3 separate regions of the Mus musculus genome follow, and regions 2 and 3 are each linked to region 1. A link is a loop called in an ENCODE intact Hi-C map of the cell type or tissue named here. Cell type or tissue: left cerebral cortex. All regions are shown on one strand. Region 1 overlaps Gm13264 (a long non-coding RNA gene). Region 2 has its middle 7.6 kb from the start of Gm31729. Region 3 holds the start of Gm31729 (a long non-coding RNA gene).

Region 1 (4,000 bases):
ATTTTCTGTTTCATGGTATTCTTCTGCTGTGCACACTTTAAGTAATAGAGCTGGATCTAAGCTTTTCAGGTGGAGCAACCTGCAGAGCTGTGTTAGCAGTAATTGGGTGAGGCATTTAGAGACAGTAAGGGAAATGGAAAAACAAAAGTAATTTGGCATTTGATTTGGGACAGCCGCGCGTGCGTGCGTGTGTGTGTGTGTGTGTGTGTGTGTGTGTGTGTGTGTGTGATTTTTCTCAAAAGAAAACCACCATTCAACAGCAGCAACAGTAACAATAACAACAAAGAAGCCCCCAATAATCTAATGTATCAATGCATCCTTTTTAAATATAAAAAAATTAATTTTTAAAGTAAATATGATGTGTATGTAACACCTGTTTCTCAGGAGGCTAAAAGTGGGAAGTTTTAAAGGATTAATTATTTTTAAATTTGTACGTGTGCAGCTGTGTGCACGTGAGTGCAGGCGTCTGCAGAGCTGACCAAAGCCGAAGTTACAGGTGGCTGTGAACCACGTGAGTACTGGAAATCAAACTTGGGTCCGGTGTAAGAGCCATATATACCCTAGTCACTGAGACACCTCTCCCTCACCTAAAATTGGTGACTTTAATGTTTTAAAGAAAAGTCACTCATCCAAGTTTCTCTTCAAGATGAAGGTACTTTTGAAGTGCTGAATGATAAACACCATAAATAATATTATAAATAAAAAGCAATATAACTAATGTGAAGGCCTATCAGAGACAGACCAAGGAGAAATTGGTAGATCCACCTGCATTTCTGATACAGAGACTGTCACTCTGATAAAAATAAGAGCCCATCAGAACCCAGTTCTCCCTTTCAGAGCCAAGTTCTCCCCATCAGAGTCCAGTGCTCCCCATCAGAGCCCAGTGCTCCCCATCAGAGCCCAGTGCTCCCCATCAGAGCCCAGTTCTCCCCATCAGAGCCCAGTTCTCCCCATCAGAGCCCAGTGCTCCCCATCAGAGCCCAGTTCTCCCCATCAGAGCCCAGTTCTCCCCATCAGAGCCCGGTGCTCCCCATCAGAGCCCGGTGCTCCCCATCAGAGCCCAGTGCTCCCCATCAGAGCCCAGTGCTCCCATCAGAGCCCAGTGCTCCCCATCAGAGCCCAGTGCTCCCCATCAGAGCCCAGTGCTCCCTATCAGAGCCCAGTGCTCCCCATCAGAGCCCAGTGCTCCCCATCAGAGCCCAGTGCTTCCCATCAGAGCCCAGTGCTCCCTATCAGAGCCCAGTGCTCTCCATCAGAGCCCAGTGCTCCCTATCAGAGCTCACTATTCTCTATCAGCTCTATCAGTGCCCAGTATTCCCTATAAGAGCCTATCAGAGCCCAGTATTTCCTCAGGTTTCCTTAGGGAGTTGTCAGTAACTCAATAAAAGCCATTACTTAGGACTGGAAACCGATTTGAGGCAGTTTGTATGGAAGGCAGGAGACAAAGAAGGCTTATTGCATTGCGTTGTATTGATTTAATTTTATTCCATTACATACTGAAATGGTTGGTTTTAAGGAAACAGTCACATTCTTTTCTCTTTTACTGAGTGTTTCGTGTGAGCCAAGATTCTCTGGAACAGATCAAATTTTAGAATTCAGACTTCTTCTCTCAGAGTGGCATGATCCCTCCATGAATAAAAGGAAAGAAATTAGACCGAAGCCAAGGTACCCGTTTCCTCCTAGGGCGTCGTTGCTAGTCTCTGACACAAGAGGGCAGCAGAAATTAATTCAAGATTCCTGCCTTGTGTTACTAGGGCCATCCGCACATAGCCTTAAGGCAAAGCGCAAAAACACAATAATAGTTTAACACTCTCATTATGAAGCCATTTACTCTTATTATATCAATGGTGAGAAAACTCAATATACACGTTTATGAAGCCATGGGGAGAGGACAGAAATCAAGATACATGAACGCAGAGCCCCACAAATCACACAACTCGAAAACACGCTATTTGATACTTTAGAATGGGAAATCAAGTGATTTTGGAATCAACCAGGCTCAAGCTGATGTTCATGGGGTAACCTTGGCTATGCCGCTTAACCTCAGCTGAATTGGAATTGTATGTTTGTCTGTACCCCAGAATCTTTGCAAGACTCACCCAAGTTAACACGTGCGAGATCATTTATCTCCGGCTCTGACTTCCATGTCCCCTTATTTTCTAAATGGAGATATCCCAAGAGATGTGGAGAATGGTCAATTCTCTCCTCGAAACTGCGTTATCAGGGAAGATAAATCAGTACAAAAGAGATCGGGGATGGGTGGGTGGTTGGCACATCCTCCTGGAGAGATGCACCATTGGTCTCCTGAAAGGCTGTCACTGGAGTGCTTCTTGAGTGTTGCTCCATTGTGCCCCCAGCGCGGTTTGCACCTCTGAAGAGCTTGGTCCCAGGCTATGTTCTGTTTTCTAATTTTTGTTTTGTTTTGTTCTTTTTTTATTCATTTTCACCAGAAATCATTTACTCTCCTAAAATTGCTTCCCTTGCCCCATGAAGTGGGAGATCTGTCACAGTCATCTGGCCCTTCTTCGAGTTTTGTGTCTTGTGGGGTTCCTGTGTTCATGTGTAGTATGAAGAGGGGCTCCTGCGTTCATGTGTATGTTAGTGTACATCACAAGGAGTCTGCTTTTCTCCTCTTACTCTGACCAGGGAGAGTTTGCCTCAAGAACGCCAACTGATAAACCTCCAGGTGACAGACTGCTTCCTTCACCGTATGGCATCTTTGTTGAAGATCAGCTGACGAGAGCCATAGGAATTTATTTCTGTGCTTTTTATGCTCTTCCACTGTTGTATGTGCCCATTTTTATGCCGGTGACATACTGTTGTTGACAATGTAGCTTTGTAATGTTTTTGTAATGTACGTTAAAATTAGGAAGTGTGGCGCTTCTTGGTCTCGTGTATCTCAAGCTACCCTGAAGGTAGCTTTGCAGTGACAGTTGAGCTTGAACTTCCCGTGGCTCTTCCTCCAGGGTGCTGGGGATGACAGACTGGTGCCACTAGCCACATACCTGCTTTATGAGGTACTGGGCTTTGAGCATGCTAGGCAAACAGTAACAAATGACCTACATTCACAGCCCCTAGTTAGTTCTTCTTGAGCAAGACTTCTTTGTCTATTTGGGGTCTTCTGTAGGTCCATATTTTAGAATTTTAGAGTCAATCTCTTTTTGTCTGTAAACATATAATTGGTAATTTTGTTAGAAATTGTATTAAATTTGTAGGACTTTGAGGATAGCACGGACATCTAAACAATATTAATTATTCTAATCTTTAATGGCATGATATATCTGTCTTCTGTGATTTCCTTTATCAACATTTTACAATATTCAAGTCTATGAGTCTTCTACCTTTCTGGTTAAGTTTTTCCTAGTCTTTGTTGATACTGGAATTGCATTTTAAAATGTTCCCTTTCAGTATTTTATTATTTATGTGGAGAGATGAAACTATTTTGCATGATATATATATATTTTTTTTACTATAACTTACTAAATGTAGTAGTTCTAAGTTTCTTGGCTGAATCTCTAGAATTTTCTATGTGCATGATTCTGTCATCAGAAACAGTTGTACCTTTTTCTCTGAATTGGGTGTTTTAAATTTATTTGTTTATTTATTTTTCTTGTTTAGTTGTTCTTGCCAGGCCTTCTGGTATTATGTGGAAGAAAAATGGTTAGAATGGGAATGTGTGTATTCTGAGGGGTTTTGTGTTGACTATAATGTTATCTCTGTGTTATTCCACACAGTCTATATGGAGTTAAGAGCCTTCTCTGCCTATGTTGTTAAGAGTTTTATTTATTTATTTAAAGATTTATTTAAAGATTTATTATTATATGTAAGTACACTGTAGCTATCTTCAGACACACCAGAAGAGGGAGTCAGATCTCATTATGGATGGTTGTGAGCCACCATGTGGTTGCTGGGATTTGAACTCAGGACCTTGGGAAGAGCAGTCAACGCTCTTATCTGCTGAGCCATCTCGCCAGCCCCTTGTTAAGAGTTAATCATGAAA
Region 2 (4,000 bases), 230 kb after region 1:
CCTACTTCTATCTGTGTGCAGCAAAGGTTCTGTCAATAAAGACCATTTGCAAGGATGATCTGAGTTCCCCGGGGTTCAATTTCTAAGGCTATTGTCTCTTCTTCAAAATCAACTTATGTATATTTCTAGTGGTCTCTAAAGAGCAAATGAAGGGCACGTGTGAGCTCTTCATCTGCCAGCTTCTCTAGTTGGGGAAGGTACTATCCCAAAGTATGGCAACTTGGAAACTGGGAAAACTGGAGTAGCAGACCACAAAACTTAGGGCTCCTCTCCCTCTTTCTCCATAGAGTCAGCCTATAAAGCCAAGTTGAAAACAAGCTATAAAATGATTATATGGGGGAAGCCCCACTCCCACCCCCATGTGCCATAAGGAAGCACTAATCTCTGAAAGCACAGGAACACAGAAGGGAAAAGAATCTCAACAAGCTGGCCTTGCTGTCCACCCTGCCTCAGCTTCTTAGCAGGAGGGCTGAGTCTTCTTTATCCAGTCATGTTTCTTCATGATTGAAGTGGTGACATTTTCCTCAGACTAACATAAAAATGCAGATAGGTTTTTCCATCTCTTTAGCCCTTCCTTTTTGAAGGCTCCTGTGCCAAGTAAAATGCTTCTTAAATAACTGTATGTCATTTCCCCTAACTAATTTCTCATTTGCAGTTGGGTCTCTGGCCTTGGCTCTCAAGATGGTCAAAGAGACAATGCTTTCCCTCCCTACATTGCCATCACCCATGTTTAGGTAACTGGTCCCCATTCTTGTTGTCATCTTTCCCTGTCTGTTTGTCTGTCTGTCTGTCTGCCGGCCTGTCTTTAATATTATGTAGTCCAGGCTCACCTCAAACTAGCAAACCTTCTGCCTAAGTTACCCATGTTAGGATTATAGACATGAACCACCATACCCAGCTTCCATGTCCAGTTTACTGCTTCCTTTATAGAATGGTCAGGTTGGAGGGTGAGGAGGGGGCCCAGTCCTGAATGGGGTACTGGTTTAATCTAGAAAAATTCACCTTGAGACTGTACCTTTAGTAAAAGCTGACCTGAGCCTGAATCCCTATGCACATACCATGAGGAGGGTGGCACAAATCATGCCGAGCATAGCAGGCATCATGACAGGACCTTAATACCAACCTCTACACAGAGCTGGACAAGGACTAAAGCAACAGAGACCTACCCTACAAAGAAAAGGGGTTCCAGAAAATGAATCAAAATCCTTATGATCCCCTAAATATTTGTTCTGCAATATGTTAGATACAGATGACTAGACTAAGCCAAATTTGAAAGTGAACATTCTGGACAAGATGTACTCACATGATTTTGAAAATATATTTCACTTTTTATTTATTTATGTATGAGTGTGTGTGTGTGTCCATGTGAGTATATGCCACATATATGCAGGTGGCACATTCTGGCCACAGAGGCCACGGGAGGAAGCTGGATCTTCTGCGGCTGTAGTTAGAGGAGTTTGTGAGCCAAACACCAATGGGTGTTGAGAACCAAACTCTGGTCCTCTGTGCGAGCAACAAGAAACCATCCCTCTAGTCCCACACCTGTAGTTTTGAGAATATATAATAAATGGTGATTCAGAGCTCTTGTGTATTTATTTTAGAAAGTGAGAAACTTCCAGTTGCCTCAGCTAAGGCAACATAGACAATGCCAGGTATGACTCATTCTAGAGCATTCTTTCTCAAAATAGCACAGGACTAACCATCACTGAGTGAAGCAGAGCCAGATACTCTCATCTGTACCCATTGCTGGAACATCATTTTCAATTGACTCACAAGACAACCTGCTTGGTGCAGTATATATGTCTCCTTAGACACCCAGGCTCCCTTAGGTAAAATAAAATTAGACTCATTACATCAACACCAATGGAAACATGATAACAAAAGAGTAGAATACTCAAGACAAACATGTCATGGTGGCTGACATTCATACTTGGCTTCTCAACCTGCTTTAGGTTAGGTCAGCTCTGTCATGTATTATATGGACACCAGCTGAGAGATTATTCTCCAAACTCTATGCTTTGCTTTAGCTTCCTTCACTGCAAACATAGCATCAGAATGTGGGCGCACAGGGAAATAGTGAGGACTCTCTGAAAGTGGCTGTTGCTTTTCACATCTTGAAACTTTTTCACTTACATATCCAGCTCCCTAGATTTAATGTCCTTAGGAAGAGCACTGTACTGGCTAGTTTTGTGTCAACTTGACACAGCTGGAGTTATCACAGAAAAAGGAGCTTCAGTTGAGGAAATGCCTCCATGAGATCCAGCTGTAAGGCATTTCCTCAATTAGTGATCAAGGGGGAAAGGCCCCTTGTGGGTGGGACCATCTCTGGGCTGGTAGTCTTGGTTCTATAAGAGAGCAGGCTGAGCAAGCCATGTGAGGCAAGCCAGTAAGGAACATCCCTCCATGGCCTCTGCATCTGCTCCTGCTTCCTGACCTGCTTGAGTTCCAGTCCTGACTTCCTTGGTGATGAACAGCAGTATGGAAGTGTAAGCTGAATAAACCCTTTCCTCCCCAACTTGCTTCTTGGTCATGATGTTTGTGCAGGAATAGAAACCCTGACTAAAACAAGCACTAATGCCAAAAGAGACAAATTCCACGCTTTTCTCTGCTTCTTCTAAGCAGAGAAAGAACCACAAGTGAGCTACTTCAGATTTGAGGATTTTGAAAGAAACTGAGGTGTAGGTTGAAGGAAGGTAGCTGGTATCAAGTTGAAAAGTTTGCTTGCTTTAGTTCTACTTGGGGTTAACACAAAGACAGTTTCTATATGTAAGTAGACAAGAGGTTTTCTTTCCTCACACTACTGGGGATGGATGATTCTTTGATGCTGAGGGCTGTTCTGTGTGTGGTAGGGAATTTAACAGTATCATTGGCTTCTACCTACTAGATGCAAGGAATGCAGTCCTTCCTCTACCAAAGTTGTGGCAACTCAACATTTTGCCTCTAGAGATTGTCAAATCTCCTTTGAGGACAAAATTGTTCCCAGTTGAAAACCACTGGAGTAGATAGATTATAGACAGAAAGGTTGGCAGAAAGACAGATAGATTGACAGACAGACAGACATGGACAAATGATAAATAGATAGTAGAAGACAGAAAAACATAGATAGTTAGAGATATGAAGGGCGGATGATAGATGATAAATGTAGATGCTGACATAAATGTGTATGGGTATAGGTAAGGGTAATTGATAGGTGGATAAAACTATTCATTTCCTTCTGTGTTTCATCATAGACCCACAATTACCCTTTGAACACACTAACCTGATCATTTTCCTTATATGTTTGCAAGTCATTCCAGAGTCCCTTTTGCTTATCATACAGAATTCAAACTCTCCAGTAGGTACTGCTATCTTTCACAGTTGGTCTCTTTTCACTGCTTATCCATTCTCATCATGTGATATTTTTCTCTCAACCCTTACACATACAGGCATGTACTATACACACACACACACACACACACACACACACATACACATAGGTTTGCCAATAATTTTCAAACACAGCTTGCACCTTTTTTTTTCTACACTTTCATTATTTTTGCTCAATGATCTTATTGCATTATAGCCTAATCTGTAGAACACAAATTACATTTTCAAGGCTTGCCTACAGGTCACCTATCCTGGAAAACCTCTTCAAGCTCCAATATCATCCTCAGGTGCACTTGATCGGTGAAGAGCAGCAGTACTCTGATCCCTCCTTTTGATGGCCCTGATAGCACTCTTCATTAGAGCTCATTGAGGATAGACTTGCCTTCCCTGTAATTAAAGACTGCATTCTGCTTGTGACTGAGCTAACACTGTCCCTGCTGGCTCATAACCGGCATCCCGTGGAGATTTGCTGAATCTAAGAAGATGCACTTTCTCCTGCTTTAAACGTCAGAGCCCTTCTAATTCTTGGAGTTTCCACAGACACTAATTGAGCACCTGCAGTGGGCACACCACCACGCTGATTCAAGCAAGGGCTGTGCAGCTCAATGGGGATAAGACCAATGTGTGAGTAGTC
Region 3 (4,000 bases), 230 kb after region 1:
CAGGTTTTCGGAGGAACCAAAGTGAGATGAACGGAAGCTTTTACTAGGTAGTGATGTCAGGCAGAGGAGTTCGTGTATATTCAAGTTCATTAAAAAATAAGCAGCTTCGATCTCCGACAAATCAAACTAGTCATGTGATTAGATTTGGTATTTATTGGCCGTTAGAGTGAGATGTTATTTCATGGATGTTATTATGTGATGTTGCCCTGGTTTCATGGGAAGGGCTAATTTGCAGCATTTAAAGGTAGATTTCTTCCTTCAACCATTGGACATACATTAAGCCAAATAGGTGGTAACAACAGGGCGTAGGACAGACGGGCTACTCCTTGAAAACTCAGATACCTAAGAATGGCAAAGTGAGGGCAAAGTCGACCAGAGACACCATACAAGACGCTGTTTCTTTTGCTGTCTTCTGCTGGGAACACTGGAAAAAAAAAACAGTGTTTAAACGTTTCCAGACATCTTTTGAGAAATGGATTCATCTGCTATTTATGCAATATATCTGGATCCAGCATCTATTACTTTTCATTAAACAGTTGAAAACAAGATGAGTTTATGTTCTAATCGAGGGTGGGATGAGGTCACAAATAAGTAAAAACAAACTATTTCAGCCAGCGAAAAGGGCTATGAAGGAAACAACCAGGGCAAGAAGACAGATAGCAGAGCTGGGAGGAGCTTAGTCAGTAAAGGACCGGAATCTATGTGCACTTATTTAGCATGTGCGATGCCGAGGGTGATCTTCAGTACCATTGAACAGTACCAAATGCAAGAATTCAAGCCTAGTGACCAGTAGTGACAGGCCAGCAATTCCCTCAGGACGAAGCATTGAAGCCGAGTTGTCCCAGGCTTACAGAGAAGTCTAGTTTTTGATGCTTGGGGAAAAGCAGGAATGAAGAAAAAAAAATAGCTTATGCTACGGTGGGGATGAGCGTACAAGCATCCAATAGGAACTAGACTGGACTTGCAAGGAGACACTCAGGCACTGCATTGTGTGTGCAACAGTGTTCAGTTTAAATTACTCACTCGGTATCTGGGGACAGCCCAGTTATACAAATCTGGAGCGTTGGGATGATTTTGGTATTAAAAATATGAGCGTGGAAGTCAACATACAGGCAGCACGGAAGAGACAAAATGTGGAAGGCGAAGAGATCTAGGCAAGAGCTTTGTAGGCACAGACACAAGTAAAACATAGACCACCGAAGCCGGGGCAGTTGATGATGCGGGACAGTAACCAGGAGAATGTGATGCTGCAGATGACAAGGCTACCTACCACGTTGTGAGGGACAGAGATGTTGGGTGTAGATTTTATCACTGAGGTTACTGCAAAGCATTCAAGAACCTCAAAGTGTCAGCTGTGTTCAGCGATTGCTTCCTGTGAACAAATGGGGGTGAACACAGAGAAGGCAGAAAAAGCCAAAAGGCCCTGGGTCTGGCTCTCAGTTTCTCTGTTTGCTAATTGCTTGGCCTGAGACTTCTTTGGGGATGTGGACTCTGAATACATCATCTTGGAAATGCTTTACTCCAGTGAGTTAATCAGGTTCTCCAGAACTGCAAGAGAACAGGACATGGGCGCTTACTATGAGGAGCTGACTCACATGATCATGGAGGTTGAAACTACTCCAAAACAGCAGGCGAGCTGGCCTTCAGGAGACCCTGTGCGGATACTTTACCTTCAGCCCGCTGCCAGCTTGAGACTTGAGGTCAAGAAAGAGCTGGCGTTCCACTAGAAATCAAAGGCAAGGAAAACCTGTGTTCTAGTTTGAGAGCCGCTGTTGGCAAAGGAGTCTGCCTTCCATTAAGAAAAGCTCGCAGTAAAGGAAACTATCTCTGTCCCTGGTCTATTGAGTTAAACATTAGACTCATCTGGAAACAACCCAGCAGTGTTTCACCACATACCTGGGCTCCCACGGTCTAGTTGGTTGATTCCTGAAGAGAGTCAGCCCTCACACACAGCCTTGATGATGTCTTGTTGGGGATGTTTCCGAAAGGCTCTTATAAGATGTATTTCTTAAAAAGATCCCTTGGCCAAGTTCCCTCCACGTAGCAGAGTCCAAAGATTCAAGGATTTAGAGGATATAAACAAGTGGAACAAATACTTTTTCAGAACTAATTTGAACATTATGCGTCGTGTTGCAATTATTGTAGTGAGTGTAAACAGGGGCTAAGCCGTCAGGCGCTTACTGCAGTGTGTGAGGAGCAGTTGTGAGCCACTGGTGGGTGGGGTTGCTTTTGTTTTGGCTGTCTCCTTTCCCCGAGATCAGGTCTGTGAAAGATTATCTTATTTCACCTTTAGGGCAGGGGAAAGAGCTGTACCTCTTGGCTTAGAGGACCGATCTCCTTCGCTGTGCCCCCCCCGATTATCGGCTTTCATTTCGTAAACTCACCTTTCTTGGCACCTAATTCCCTCCGATTCTGTTTGGGTTTTCTTTTCCTCCAAACAAGCACGAGTGCAGATACTCACAGGCGCCGATAGGTGGCAGCAACCTTCTGAAACAATCGCAGAGGTAGCACAACCTTCCACACACTTCCTCAAGCGCTTGAGGCTTGGGGTGCAGCCCAGGACTCTTCTTCTCCAAACGAAAAACGTGATGCTTTCTGGCGCCCTTTAAATATATAGTTTAAAGAAAACTAACACTCACGGAGAAATTCCTACCCTCTTTACTTTCTGATTCATACCCATTCAAACACAGGTTGCAATCTTTACGATTTTACACATGTCGCCTCTCATCAGTTCAGCTTCAAACATAAGGACAGAATGAGGCATTCCGCTACGGCTGCAATCAGTTAAATACAGATACCCAAGTAGACGCATCTTTCCCTGAACTTTAATCAGAGGTAATTGATGTGTAGAGAATGAGAACGAACGTCTTTGCTCGAACACCGATGGCTTCCCCTGATAGGAGCATTGTGTTGCACAGGCTACTGCAGCTGCAGGTTCAGAAACGGCACTTCAGAATGTGCACTTTCACAATAAAAGCAGATAACCCCAGGACTGGGAAGGGGTCTCAGCAACCATGGCTTGTTTGCAACCCGCCTGAGCTTGTAAGCCCTACATTCACTTTAGAAGCCTAGTGCTGTGGCCTAAGTCTGTAATCCAGAACCAGGGAGTGGGCAGAAAAACCCTCAGAGCTGGCCAGGCAGTCTAGCCTGGTGAGCTCCAGGTTAAAGGAGGAACCTTGTCTCAAAAATTATCTATGACTAAGAAAGACACTGGATATCAACCTCTGGCTTCCATTTATACACACTCCCCGGGACACTCAAGCACACATGCACACACATGAACACATACACACCTATAAAAGACATACAAGAATGGGTGCTACTGAAGCTAAGGGTTTTGTCTTTCCTCATTTAATGTTGCCTTCTCCCTAAATATCTCTACAGGCTGCAGGGACTCAACACACTTCAGAAACCTAGATCTAGTCTGGCGAAATAGCCAGCAACCGCCCAAGATGATAGTTTAAGTATTCTAATGACGTGGACTATCCAGAAAAAATAGCATGAAGTGTTTTCTGACAGCCAGACTTTAGGAACACATGCACACACACAAGATACACAGACACACACATATACACACTCACACACATACACATACATTAGTGCTTCTTAGTGGCTTCACCCTGTCACCCTCTTAGGCAAGCACCAAATCAATACAGAGACAAAGCCCTGGATACCGTTCTCTAAGTATTTTGTGTGGATATTTCCTCTAAACGTTTATTTATTTATTTATTTATTTTTATTTTTAAAGATTTATTTACCTTATTTCTATGAGTACACTGTCACTGTCTTCAGACACACCAGAAGAGAGCAGTGGATCCCATTACAGATGATTGTGAGCCACCATGTGGTTGCTGGGAATTGAACTCAGGACCTGGAAGAGCAGTCAGTGCTCTTAATCACTGAGCCATCTCAGCCATGGGTACTGTCCTCTAAGTATTTTGTGTGGATACTTCCTCTGAACATACATTTATTTATTTATTTATTTATTTATTTATTTATT

The links. Hi-C counts contacts between places; a loop is a spot of excess contacts. Peaks named below come from ENCODE experiments on the same cell type or tissue, not always from the same donor. Only the 100,000 strongest peaks of a DNase experiment are listed, where the experiment ranks them.
Region 2: a loop joins it to region 1, with 2.6 times the contacts of the local background. A loop is called at or near these places in 3 of 42 quality-filtered maps.
Region 3: it touches region 1 in a loop (3-fold over the local background); 3 of 42 quality-filtered maps call a loop at or near these places.

Annotation. Positions count from the first base shown.
Region 1 is chr2:11,057,587-11,061,586 of GRCm38, reverse strand. Gm13264 (a long non-coding RNA gene) reads right to left here. Exons shown (of 4, transcript XR_374005.3): 4 at 1,458-3,165. Among named protein-coding and RNA genes, the nearest start is that of Gm13264, 23 kb to the right of the region's middle. In left cerebral cortex, CTCF peaks have their summits at 1,499 and 1,704 (motif pointing right); a DNase peak (open chromatin) is centred at 1,707.
Region 2 is chr2:10,831,311-10,835,310 of GRCm38, reverse strand. No RefSeq gene overlaps it. Among named protein-coding and RNA genes, the nearest start is that of Gm31729, 7.6 kb to the right of the region's middle. In left cerebral cortex, no CTCF peak of the experiment used is centred here; a DNase peak (open chromatin) is centred at 1,701.
Region 3 is chr2:10,824,207-10,828,206 of GRCm38, reverse strand. It overlaps Gm31729 (a long non-coding RNA gene), which reads right to left and starts at 2,462. Exons shown (of 5, transcript XR_865970.1): 1 at 2,385-2,462; 2 at 1,897-2,263; 3 at 1,671-1,723; 4 at 1,271-1,548; 5 at 1-424. In left cerebral cortex, a CTCF peak has its summit at 2,469; a DNase peak (open chromatin) is centred at 2,494; H3K4me3 peaks cover 408 bases.